Regions from separate parts of the Homo sapiens genome. Here regions 2, 3 and 4 are each linked to region 1. The links are chromatin contacts, found by Hi-C or POLR2A ChIA-PET in ENCODE. All regions are on one chromosome and are shown on one strand. The core of a region is the stretch at or near the end of the contact, and the rest is flanking DNA. Distances in the headings are between cores, read along the strand shown. Region 1 holds the start of IRF2 (interferon regulatory factor 2). Region 2 holds the start of UFSP2 (UFM1 specific peptidase 2). Region 3 holds the start of TRAPPC11 (trafficking protein particle complex subunit 11). Region 4 has its middle 63 kb from the start of TRAPPC11.

The links. Hi-C counts contacts between places; a loop is a spot of excess contacts on that map. ChIA-PET counts read pairs that join two places held with the same protein, here RNA polymerase II (POLR2A). Pooled maps may share reads with other maps.
Region 2: a map of CD8-positive, alpha-beta T cell shows a loop between it and region 1 (5-fold over the local background). The contact joins the promoter of UFSP2 here to the promoter of IRF2 in region 1. A Hi-C loop is called at or near these places in 1 of 168 maps with a recorded cell type or tissue (CD8-positive, alpha-beta T cell) and 6 of 50 pooled maps. POLR2A ChIA-PET finds 5 or more read pairs at or near these places in 2 of 52 experiments (WTC11 and activated naive CD4-positive, alpha-beta T cell).
Region 3: a map of naive thymus-derived CD4-positive, alpha-beta T cell shows a loop between it and region 1 (5-fold over the local background). The contact joins the promoter of TRAPPC11 here to the promoter of IRF2 in region 1. A Hi-C loop is called at or near these places in 1 of 168 maps with a recorded cell type or tissue (naive thymus-derived CD4-positive, alpha-beta T cell), 2 of 37 single-sample maps with no recorded cell type and 11 of 50 pooled maps.
Region 4: a map with no recorded cell type shows a loop between it and region 1 (6-fold over the local background). The contact joins the enhancer-like site here to the promoter of IRF2 in region 1. A Hi-C loop is called at or near these places in 2 of 37 single-sample maps with no recorded cell type and 4 of 50 pooled maps. POLR2A ChIA-PET finds 5 or more read pairs at or near these places in 1 of 52 experiments (PC-3).

What each region holds. Positions count from the first base shown.
Region 1 is chr4:184,473,027-184,476,021 of GRCh38, forward strand. IRF2 (interferon regulatory factor 2) reads right to left here and starts at 1,524. Exons shown (of 9, transcript NM_002199.4): 1 at 1,353-1,524. It overlaps IRF2-DT (IRF2 divergent transcript), which reads left to right and starts at 1,776. Exons shown (of 1, transcript NR_186573.1): 1 at 1,776-2,995. RefSeq lists silencers at 1-602, 683-732, 1,543-1,662 and enhancers at 1,693-1,882, 2,233-2,562.
Region 2 is chr4:185,424,502-185,427,496 of GRCh38, forward strand. It overlaps UFSP2 (UFM1 specific peptidase 2), which reads right to left and starts at 1,463. Exons shown (of 12, transcript NM_018359.5): 1 at 1,365-1,463. The coding sequence starts at 1,367. CFAP96 (cilia and flagella associated protein 96) reads left to right here and starts at 1,753. Exons shown (of 8, transcript NM_001114357.3): 1 at 1,753-1,895. RefSeq lists enhancers at 1,227-1,336, 1,407-1,766.
Region 3 is chr4:183,657,689-183,660,683 of GRCh38, forward strand. TRAPPC11 (trafficking protein particle complex subunit 11) reads left to right here and starts at 1,605. Exons shown (of 30, transcript NM_021942.6): 1 at 1,605-1,759. RWDD4 (RWD domain containing 4) reads right to left here and starts at 1,497. Exons shown (of 8, transcript NM_152682.4): 1 at 1,241-1,497. The coding sequence starts at 1,264. RefSeq lists enhancers at 704-1,492, 1,407-1,536, 1,493-2,280 and silencers at 1,012-1,232, 1,047-1,256, 1,627-1,916.
Region 4 is chr4:183,721,131-183,724,125 of GRCh38, forward strand. No RefSeq gene overlaps it. Among named protein-coding and RNA genes, the nearest start is that of TRAPPC11, 63 kb to the left of the region's middle. RefSeq lists a silencer at 1,572-2,101 and enhancers at 2,053-2,814, 2,212-2,261. Within about 2 kb of position 1,746, at least 20 of the 41 ENCODE cell types and tissues checked have a DNase peak (open chromatin) inside an H3K27ac peak, as active enhancers do; they include PC-3, where a contact is called at or near this core.

The sequences.
Region 1 (2,995 bases), core at 274-2,773:
CAGCCCCGGCGGACGCCGGCCCCCAGGCCGTGCCACTGGGAGCAGGCGGGCGCCGCGATTGGCCGCGGCCGGCTTCACTCGGTGGGCGAGCCCTACCGGCGAGGCGGAAAGGAAGTGGCGGCCGCCGCGGCTTTGCACCAACCATGTTCGGCCAGCGGGCGAATGTCACCCGGCGCCCGGAGCCGGGTCGGAGGGCACGGGGCGGGCACTCGCGTCCCCACCCCGCCGCGGCCCGCGCCCCGGGACCCCGAGGGGACGCCGGCCCCCACTGCGCCGCTCGGTCCCCGGAGGCTCCCCGCCCCCACCTCGCCCGCTCCGTAGCCGAGGCGGGTCAGGCCCAGCGCGCGAGGCCGGCCGGGGGCGCCTGCGGGGACCCGGGGGCGCACGGCGCTAGGCCGCGGCCCGGGCGGCTGACCCCTCGGCACGGTGCCTTCCTGGGACGCGCCGCCCGAGCCCCTGGCGCGCTGGGACAAGTGCAATGACAAAGCCCCAGGGCCCGACCGGGCGCTGGCCGGCGGGAAGGAGGACGCGGCGTCCCTTCTGAGCGGCGGCGGCGGCGGCCCAGCCCCCAGGAAGCAGGGCGCGTCGGCCAGGCCCGGCGCCCGGCCCGGCTCCGAGCCCGCCCTCCCGCCCCGGCCGCTGGCACCCGACGCCCGCGACCCGACCCCGAGCCCGGCAGGCAGGCGAGCCCCTGGACCGCCGCGGGGCGCCCCAGCAAGTTTCCTCTGGCCGTGGCTGGAGGCGCTCCTCCCGGCCGGGGAGCGGTGCCTGCTTATTTACGCTGGAGGCAGCCTGGAGAGGCGCCGCCGCGGGCACCGAGAAGGACCCGCTCCCCTCCTTCGGATCCGGTGGCGGCGGTGGCTGCACACACACACACGCGCGCACACACAAACACGCACATACACACAATTTTGTTTTAAATGAGGCCCGACTCCAGCTGACCTGCACCCCCACACACAACACCTGGGGCGCAGAAGCACACACAGCAGGTCTGTGTCCATGGAGCCACCTCTCCGCATCTGCAAATCCAAAAGTGAAATTAAACCTCCACCAACCTCCTCCTCCTCCTCCCTCTCTACCTCCTCCTCCTCCTCCTCCTCGCAGCCTCAGCAGCCCCAGTAGCAGCAGCAACAGCAGCAGAACCTGCTTCCCCTAAAATCAGATGATCCATAATTGCGCCGACTGTTCCTCCAAAAATCAGTATTAATATTTATGAACCCCGGCATTTTCCGTCTGCAAAACATCGTGTCAAGGCATCAGGACACGCATACACACACGGCCCCCCACAGTCCCCAGAAACATGCCCTCGAGAGAAACACACACAGTCACAACTATTATTTGAAAAATGTTACCTCTCAGTGTGCTTTTTTCACGCTACCAATACAATTCCGCAAGGTATAAGTGTTGCTAGGGTATGTGAAATGGAAATGAAAGCCCGTCAGTTGAATAATCGCAGGAGCAAAACTAAAAGTTACTCCCCGGCTTGCCTGAGAACAGTCCAGATCGAAAGCAAAACAAGGAGAGGAAACTGCGAAGAGCCGCGGCTGGAAATCCCCCCACCCCCCGCCCTCCTCCGGCCGCGCTCCCTCCCTCGCCTCCCCTCTCCGCCCTCCTCCCTCCGCCCTTCCTCCCCAGTGTTTGTTTCAAGCTTGTGCAACCGGGAGGTGGAGGCGGAGGGAGGGCGCGAGCGGCCCGGCCGGGAGGTGCGGAAGTTCGCCGCAGCAGCTCATTGGCGGGCAGCGCCGCTTTCATCATTTCTCGGAAAAGTCAATTTCATTTTCGCTTCCCCAGGTCGCGGCGGCGGGAGCAACAAGCAGCGGCTCGTGAGTCCGCGGCTCGCACCCAGGGGCGCCCGCACGTGCGGCTAGAACGTCCGAGTCGGGGTCCGGGGCGGGGGGCGCAGGCCCGCGGCGGTAGGGGAGGAGAGCGGGCACCCGAGTCTCCATCCTCAGGGTGGCCTGAAGGTTCCAGGAGGGCGTCCGGCGAAGGCACGGGGCTGCGACCATCCAGTTAGCAGGGCTGGTGTGACTGTTGAGAGTAAATGAAAATTCGTTTTGTGACACCGACCACCTCCAAGGAATGAAAGGAGCAGTCAGCCGAAACGACAGCATTACTTGCGTCCTTACCTAATTGGAACCTTATCCGTGGCTGAGGGTGCCACCATTGGAGGGGCCGCCGCCCCCTCTGACACCACCTGGCGCTCCGCTCCATTTAGGAGCTAGAACGAAAAGGAGGCCCATCCCCCAGTAAGTCACAGCCCACGCCAAGATGAGTTCTGGAGCCTGTGCGACCGAAGTTTCTTCACCGCAGGGCGAGGTGGACAAGGGTGTGAGTTACTTTGACTTCAAGACGTCTCAGTGGCGGCTGGTTCTGGAGAGAGGCTTTATGCTGGAGCACTTCCAGCAAAGTTCGGCTGGGGCCTCCTTAACTCACTGGCTGGTCACCCTTGGCCTCGGTTTTCAACCAAAGCCTAAGGCCTCAGTTTTCAACGCTGTAAATGGAAATAAATGAGAGAAGAAAGTACAGCCCGTGTGACAAGTGCAGCAAGCAATGCAACTTCCTTGGGACCTACCCTTTGTGGTCCCTTGCTTTAAAAGTATAGATTCACATTTAGTTAGACCTGTTTCTTCCTCGCATGCAATTTCACCAGTCTTTTCCCAGACTTCTGTACTCAACAGAGGAAGTTCCTTCCTGGGAGACCATAGCTGTTTGTATGTAAAGAGTTGCGAAAAAACAAAAGCAAAACAAAAAACTCCAACACCTCTCTGTCACAGAAGTATTGAATTATATAGACTGGAAAAATGGAAGTATCCAAGAAAACGCGTGTGGTAAGAAAATGGCTAAGGTGCAGGATTCTGTTTTGTGGCTCTGGTCTCAGAAATAGACCTCACATACACATTATTCCTTATCCCCTCTATTATAATACTCACTTTTTTTTTTTTTTAAGAGACAGGGTAGGCCGGGTGCAGTGGCTCATGCCTGTAATCCCAGCATT
Region 2 (2,995 bases), core at 213-2,712, 950 kb after region 1:
CTTTGTCCCAATTCTACTTCTGAGAATTTATTCTAAGGAAACAATCAAGAAAGTTCAGGACAAATTTAGCTTCATGTTGTCCATTTATTCTACCGTTGTTCATCACAGAAAAATAAATGGAAACCACTTAAATAGCTATTAATAAGAAATCAGTTAAATAAAGAATACTACCAAACAAACTAGTATGTACCCATTTAAATAAAAAATATTTAAAGATACTGAAGATAAAAGTTAGACAGGAAAGAACAAATTTTAACTCTGCTACTTACTGTACAATTTTACACAATTTAACTTATCACTTAAGTCTGTTTCTCTTCTGTAAAACTGGAAAAATACACAACTTCCCAGGGTTGTTATGAAGATTCCACAAGACATCATTCATAAAAGCACTAGTCTTCCTAGACTTCCGAATTAGCTGAGATACTCTCTGAAGAAATAATACTGAGGCTGAGATCTGAAGGGTGAGTGAAGGTGCAATAGCCCATTCCAGGCAGGGCCATCGATGAGTGAAGATCTGCTTAAAAGACCACTTAGGTGACTACCCCAGATGGATAGATCTCAAGGCCAAGGATGGTAAGAGTGGCGACAGTGACAACAGACAGACATTTAGAAGTAGCATCTATAGGACTTGATTATTGACTGCATGTCGGGGAGTTGAGAAGAGGGAGATGTCAAGGATGATTTCCAGGTTTTGGGCAGGCACAACAGGATGTATGGTGGTGCCATCTACAGAGTTGGGGGTTCCTGGAGGAAGAGCAGGTGTGGGCTGTGGGGAAGTGGAAATGCTCAGTTTGGAACTTGCTGAGCTTGAAATACATATGAGCTATCCAAGTGGAGGCACGGTTAGCAGATTTGTGGGTCTGGAGCTCAGAAGAAAGGTCTAACTTAGAGATAAAATTTTAGGAGAACGCATAGGGTGTAAAGCGTCCCTGAAGAGCACCACCATTTAGGATAGGGATTGGAGAACCTTGCTGAGCAATGAGACAGGAGAGAAACCAGGGGAGGGAAATACCACGGGAACTAGGGGAATATAATATCCGAAGAAAGTTGCGCCTGTCCCAGGTTAAGCCCTTCTTGCAAGGCTTCAAAAACGCCGAAGTCTCTCAAAATACTTTCACACAGAGAAGTAGCAGGGGGTGCGTGTCCAAGGTGGCCGAGGCGGGGTGCACACTTGTGTAGGGCACTTTCCCCCCGGCCCAGCGCGGAGACAGGCGAACTGGAGAGCCGCCCTGCCCACGCAGCTCGCAGCTGCCATCTTGGACCCCGGCAGGACCAGCTCCTTTCAGGCGCTGTGAAGCCCGCTCGTGGCGGCTGCCAAAGTCCGGGGAAAAACACAGGGGTCGGTGACGAGCAGAGATACTCACCATGTCCGCGACGTGGCGGTGACACGGGCGCTGACGCCTGCCCAAAAGTTCCGGGGGCCGGCCCTGAAGTGGTGTCACCGCACGGCCCAGGGGCGGGGCCCGGGCGGACCAACTACAACTCCCGACATGCTCGGCGGCATGACGTCACGGAGCGTACCACACCGCAGTCCCTCGCGGACGGCGAGGCGGGGCGGGTAGCCGAAGACTTATGTTTGGTAAATTCTATTAGTTAAGTCTTTTCTGTCCTACAGAAGCTCACACATCCTTCTGTGTGTTCTTCGATGCGGATTCGAATCTCCTCGTATCCTCCCACAGCGTGCTTGGAATGGATTCTCCCGTACCCGGGGCAACACATCACACAATAAACGCCAGCTGTGGTGGAACGTGCAGAGGCGCTGCGCAGCCCAGGCGTGTCGCGCGCTTGGGAACCCTCGCCGCTCCCGCAGCGCAGTTAACGTGGACAAGCTGGGGCAACCTGGACGAGCTGGGGCAACCTGATCTCGGCTGTCGGAGTGGGTGTCCTCAAGAAAGGTGACTTGGTCCTCGCGGACGCCAGGTGTTGCCCCTTAGATACCTGCCACCTCCCAGCCTCCGTTTCCTCTCTGGGAAACAGACTCCTCATCACCTCCTCCAGTTTTCTGCCCCTTCTTCACCTCTCCTGACGCTCCATCCGTACCTTTTGCAAGGGAACGTGCCATAATTCGGCTATGCTCTATTTTCTTGTCTAATAGATTGTAAGCTCCTTGCGGGCAGCATCTATGCCTTCTTAAATCTGTTTCTAGTTTCTACCAGCAAGCTTGCCCCGAAGGGGATTGCAGAATATCTGTTAAATAAGTGAATGAATAATTTTGTAAATGTTGCTCAATAAGAGTTAAGTAGTGGCGGGCCGGGCGCGGTGGCTGACGCCTGTAATCCCAGCACTTTGGGAGGCCAAGGCAGACGCATCACCTGCGCTCACGAGTTCGAGGCCAGCCTGGGCAAAATGGTGAAACCCCTGTCTCTACTAAAAATACCAAAAAAAAAAAAAAAAAAAAAAAAAAAAAAAAAAAATAGCCGGGCATGGTGGCGGGTGCTTGTAGTCCCAGCTACTCGGGAGGCTGAGACAGGAGAATCGCTTGAACCCGGGAGGCGGAGGCTGCAGAGAGCCAAGACAGCTCCACTGCACTCCTAGCCTGGGCAACAGAGAGAGACTCCGTCTCAAAAAAAAAAAAAAATTAATAAGAAAAAAGTTAAGTGATGGGAAAGTTCTAGGCAAGAATTTCTTCCCTCCCTCCTCCCTGGCTCGCTTGTGTGCCGGGAGCTGCGCAGATGCGGGGATACCGTGAGAGGGAGGAACCTGTCTCAGCTCCTGCCCTTGTGCCGTGGAGCTTTGAAATATAAGGTAAATGAAAGTACTAAATCTTGACTGAAGTTTGGTTTTAAAGCATCTCTGATTAATGGAAGAGGTAGGATGTGGGGAAGGGCGTTGTATTTAGTTATGTTTCAGTTTAAAATGAATCTTCACTTGCCCCTTTGGTGTTACGTATTAGCAATGATTCATGCTCAGGTGAGCCAGTTTCAGGCAGGCTTGCAGAGAGGCACTCAAACAGCTTGCTTTAAATTTAAGGTAAAAGGCCGGGCGCGGTGGCTCA
Region 3 (2,995 bases), core at 355-2,854, 820 kb before region 1:
TCCACAAACACGTGATTCCAGGATAGTGAAGAGATTAACAAAGAATGGATATATGAAGACAAGCTAAAAGGAACCACTTCCTCAGAGAAGGTCTGAGAAACTGGGCAGGAAACTATCTTCAAAGATCAGAACATCGGTCATCTGAAAGAAGAATGAAATTTTCTTGTTAAACTGGAGATTCCTGGGCCCACCACAGAAATTCTGATTCAGTAGGTCTGGGGTGGAGTGCACGCATCTGTTTTCTAGCAACCATCTAAATGGTTCTAAGGTAGGGGACTATGGTCCAACTCTGAGAAACATTACACTGTATGTTCTTTGCTTTGCAGGGAGAAGAAGCTATTAACGCATTCACTTAGAAATTCACCCGGCAAGAATATTTTAGAAGAGATTCAGATATCAACTAGCTAGCTTGTTGGACTTTGGGTCCTTTAAAGGTTAACTTCCAATCCAGAGATTCTATTACATTTATCATGTAAAAGTAGTAAGTTTCAAGCATTATACTTTAAATTAACAGTGAACTTATCTACCACCCAATAAGACCTGGTTTCTAGTCCCGATTCTACCACGTACTTACTGTGCAGCCCTGCGGCTATCATCGACCCACCTATCAAAGTTAGAAGGTTCCCCTACAGATGGCCCGTAGCACCCACCCCCCAACTCTAATATTATATGATTCAATGTCAAAATGGCATCTCACAAGGAAATATTTGAGCATAAACCATAAATTCAGGTGGTACATGAATGCTCAAAACAGACAGATGGGTAAAAGATTTCCCCAAACAATATGGACAGAAACTCAGATGCACCACCAGTGTCATTTTCTTCCATGAGAAATGTAACTAACTCAATTAGCCCTCTACTAGCCAAGAGATTTAAAGATGACCAGACTAAAATTTAAAGGTGATCAGCCTAACTCAGTAAACAGGCACTGAACACATGGGATTCAAGGAGAGCCAAGAGCACTGGATCGTGCACCAAGGACGCTCATCCCTGTTATTAAGTAACCAGGGGAGACTCCCGGATTTGCAAAAATGAAAAATGAGGGGGGAAGAGTGGCAGAGGCGGACTCCTGGCCATTCACGCGCGCTTGGGTGGGACGCCGGTGAACTCGGGGCACCCCGGCCGGCTCCGAGGGCACAGGGCACGTGCCGGGCAGGCTGTCCGGGCACCAGGTCTCACGGGGGCCCGGGGCTGCGCGCCGCGCCCGCGCTGGGAGAGGGCCCTGAGCCGGGGGGCTCACCTCCTGGTCCTCGTTGGCACTCATCGCGCCGGTCGCGGGGCGCCTCCTGAGCGGACGGCGTTCGCAACAACGAAGAGAAAGCGAAGGCAGCGGCCCAGAGGCCGGGCGTCCCCCTTTCGCGCCTCGGCTGTGGGGGCGGCACAGTCTTGGCACTGGCAGACGCCAACTGCGCGCGCCCCGAGCCTCGGCAGCGCCCAGCCGCCGGCAGTGGGCTGTGGGCTACGAGCCGGAGCCGCGGCTGGTGGGGCCTGGGAAGTGCAGCGTCTCCCTGACGCTTGGAGGAGCGGCGTAAAGTTCCGGGACAGCGATTGGTGTAGAGCGCGGTCACTCAGGCCCAGAAAGTGCTTCCTGTGCCGGGGGAGGTGGGTACAGGGAAGTCTCGCCTGTTGGAACTGGCTGTGGGGCTGCGGCGGTGGGGACGGGCCACGGCGTTCTGTGACATCCCCCCGCCTCCCCTCGTCTTCTCCCGGCTGGCGGCGACCGGCCTCAGCTGCAGCGGGCCCGGGGCGTGGGGCCTGGGTGAGTCCGGGCCCGGAGACCCGCGGGGCCAGGCGGGACCGCCGAGGAAGAGAGCTAGCTCTTAACAATGCTGGTTTGGGGGCCTGCGTTTTGCAATCCCATCGACGGGTGCAATCCTGGCACTTCTCTTTTAGACCCGAGGAAAGACGCACCCGTTTCTAGGGCCTCCCAGGTTTAAGACGGGGGAATAAGAGGAGGAAGATATCTGCCTTTAGGGACTGCAAGGTTATTTCTCTACCTTTCCTCACTGGAGCTACCAGAACAGATACTGGGACCATGGGGACGGTGTTTCTCCTACGTTGGATTGTTGCTTCTCATCTTTAACATCGAAACATCATTTCGTCCCCACACTGTCGTTCCTCTTTTGTTCGTTTTGTAGTTGAACATCTCTGAATCCCATTCTTAGCAGCCTTGTGTCCTAACACCCTGAACTTCCAGTTAGTTAAAAGAAAAAAAAAGTAACCACATTAGGTTTTGGGGTTTTTTTAGTTGCCAATTTGATTGGGTCACCTTTCTTATCTTTCACGCTAGTTTCCAGTTTACTTCCCTTGCATTACTTGATCTCCCATCCATTATTCACCTTCTATAGCTGCGCCTCCTTTCGTGTATAGTTTCGTTGGTTGCTCCATTGGATATCTGAAAATTTCTCCTTCCAGCCTGTCATTGAAATCCATTCGATCTGCGCCTGTGCGTTATCGGGGTTCTCATTCAAATTCCTTTGCTGCAGAATAAGCACGACCATTTCAGGTGACATAGGAGAATGTGGCAAGACTTTCTGATACAATTTTCGTGCAGCAATTTTGGGACACATTTCCCATAATTTAGATCTCTGCTGTCCAGTTCTGTAGCCAGTAGCTACATCAGGCATTTGAAATAGGCTAGTCTGAATTGAGATGTGCTGTGAGTGTGAAATACACACCAGATTTTGAAGACTCAGTACAAAAAAAGGTAAAATATGTCATTAATAACTTTTATATTATTGTCAGTATGATAATATTTTGGACATACTGTACTGCGTTAAATTGAATATTAAAATGAATTCCATCCACGTTTTACTTTTTAATATGACTGCTAGAAATTTTTAATTTATTTATGTGACTTGTATTTCTATTGGATGACAGTCATTTTTAGTTCCTCTTATTTCAACTCCATATTTAAAGACCACAGCTATGTCTTTTGGGCCTCTGGAGTTATTACAGGAAATGGCCTCTAGTCTAGACTCGTTCATATTAAGCA
Region 4 (2,995 bases), core at 496-2,995, 750 kb before region 1:
CAAGCCCCGCTAATCTTTGTATTTTTAGTAGAGACGGGGTTTCACCAGGATGGCCAGGCTGGTCTCGAACCCCTGGGCTCTAGTGATCTGCCCGCCTCAGCCTCCGAAAGTGCTGAGATTACAGGAGTGAGCCCCAGCGGCCGGCCTCTGTATTTTTAATTTTCAGTGTAACGAGTTGGTGGCCCTCCTATCTCTAATGTTATCCCAGAGCTTCGGTGTTTGTGCTTCGTGCCCTCTCCGTTTCTCCCCTGTTCTTATGGAATAATGATGTGCATTAGGAGCCTGGGGTCAGGAGTCCAAGGTTAGGGTGAGGGCTTTCCCGTGGTGTTGGCAGCAGCTGGCGCCTGCGCCCTCCGTGCAGGAGAGCAGCTCCCTCCAGCGGCTTCCCTCGCGCTTTGTGCCTTGCCCACCGCTCAGACGCTCTGCTCTGAAAAGTAAAGTTCACAAGGTATCTTCAGCTGCAAGGATAAAATCAAGAAGACAACTTCAAACACAACCTTTATCAACTTAAAATCAATATTAATGTACGAATGGTCCGAATGGTCACCTTGGGAAATCAGTGAAAGGGCCTGACATGGAGAAGAGATTAAATTATGTTTAATAAATGTTCATTTTATGTTCATTCTTTGAAAACGGGCACTCATTGAGTGACAGATCTTTTACCACACACAAACACTAACAGATACGCGTAACTGCGCCCTGCGACATTTTATTTTCCGGCTGCTCCCCCTCCGCTGTCAGGTGGGCAGTGTCCACGGTGCTTAGGGGAACAGGAGGGGTTCCGGTGCTGCTTCCCTTCCGTGCACAGAAAATCCACCCAGGCTGGCGCGGCGGCTCACGCCTGTAATCCCAGCACTTTGAGTGGCTGAGGGGGGCGGTTCACTTGAGGTCATGAGTTCGAGACCAGACTGGCCAACACGGTGAAACCGTCTCTACTAAAAATAAAAACCGTCTCTGCTAAAAAAATTAGCCAGGCTAGGTGGCGCGCCTGTAATCCCAGCACTCTGAGAGGACAAGGCGGGTGGGTCACCTGAGGTCAGGAGTTCCAGACCAGCCTGGCCAACAAGGTGAAACCGCATCTCTACTAAAAATACAAAAATTAGGCCGGGCGCGGTGGCTCACGCCTGTAATCCCAGCACTTTGGGAGGCCGAGGCGGGCGGATCACGAGGTCATAAGATCAAACCATCCTGGCTAACACGGTGAAACCCCGTCTCTACTAAAAATACAAAAAAATTAGCCGGGCGTGGTGCGGGCGCCTGTAGTCCCAGCTACTCGGGAGGCTGAGGCAGGAGAATGGCGTGAACCCGGGAGGCGGAGCTTGCAGTGAGCCGAGATCCCGCCACTGCACTCCAGCCTGGGGGAAAGAGCCAGACTCCGTCTCAAAAAAAAAAAATAAAAAATAAAAAATTAAATTAGCCTGGCGTGGTGGCAGACATCTGTAATCCCAGCTACTGGGGAGGCTGAGGTGCGAGAATCATTTGAACCCGGGAGGCGGAGGTTGCAGTGAGCCGAGATCGCGCCACTGCACTTCAACCTGGGCGACAGAGGGAGACCTCATCTCAAAAAAAAAAAAAAAAAACAAAAGAGGAAACAAACAAACAAAAAACCTACACCAGCCCAGCCTCTCTAGCGAGGCTCACCCGCCCGCCCGGCCCCCGCACCCGGTCTCGGCTTCTCTGGCCAGGCCGCGGGGCCGTTCGGCGCGGGGCGGGGCGTCGGGGAGTTTCCGCAGCGGTTAGACCGGCCAGGGGACCTCGGGACAATGAGCCTTTCTGTTTTAAAGCCGGAACCCAGCCGGGCCGCGCCGCGAGGAGGCTCCCCTGAGGCTGGCAGGAGAGACCTGCAGAAACTCGTGCGCGCCGAGCGAGGCGGGCGCCCTGGGGCTGGGGCACGCGGCCGGCGGGGGCCGCCAGGGAGCGGCCGTGGCGGGACCAGGACTACGGTGCGCCCCGCCGCCGCCAGCACCCGCCTTGGGAAGCCCGTCCGACGCGTACGCTGCAGGGGCCTTCAATAGGGGCTGTCGCCACCTGCACCCGCGCCGCTGCGGTTCGCAGGAAACTCCTGTGGCTTTTCGGAAGCACAATGCAGAACGCCCGGTGAGGGTTTGCAAAGCCGCCCTGGGAGATGCCGCAGTGTGAAACCTTTACGGTTGCACCTGGCCTCTCTGCTGCATCTGGCCTGTCTGCTGCACCTGGCCTCTCTGCCCCACCTGGCCTCTCTGCCCCACCTGGCCTCTCTGCTGCATCTGGCCTCTGCTGCGCCTGGCCTGTCTGCTGCATCTGGCGCCTGTTGCACCTGGCCTCTTGGCTGCAACTGGCCTCTCAGCTGCGCCTCTTTGTTGCCTCTGCAAACTCGGGTGCCCTGGAGCTTCCTACCCAGAAGTGAGTGCCGTGCACACTGCAGGTGCGAGGTGCCCCTCCTTCTGTCTGTTCTGTTTGGTTTGGCAGATGACAGCACTCTCAGTGGGGCCTGAAACCTTGACAGTCATGGCTTTCTTTGTAAGGACTCTCTTCCTTCATTAAATCGCTTGTATTTGGATTACAGAGATCTGTCATAAAGAGATTCAGTACTTAATAATAACGTGGGGAAAGGATCACCAGGTACTGTTAAGAAAAAAGCAAGGACAGAACAGTGAATACGGTAATGATCTTGTTTCGTAATACAAAACAAAACAGACACTATGCAAATACAAACCCAAAGGAAAATGATCATGCATAAAAATACTGTTTTTGGGCCGGGGGCTGTGGCCCATGCCTATAATCCCAGCACTTTGGGAGGCCAAGGCAGGAGGATCACTTGAGTCCAGGAGTTCAAGATCAGCCTCGGCAACAAAGCGTGACTTCGTCTCTACAAAAATTAAAAAGAAATTAGCCAGGCGCTGGTGTGGGCCTGTAGTCTCGGCTACTTGAAAGGCTGAGGTATGAGGATTGCTGGAGCCCAGGAGGTCAAGGCTGCATTGAGCTATGATTGTGCCACTGCACTCTAGGCTGGGCG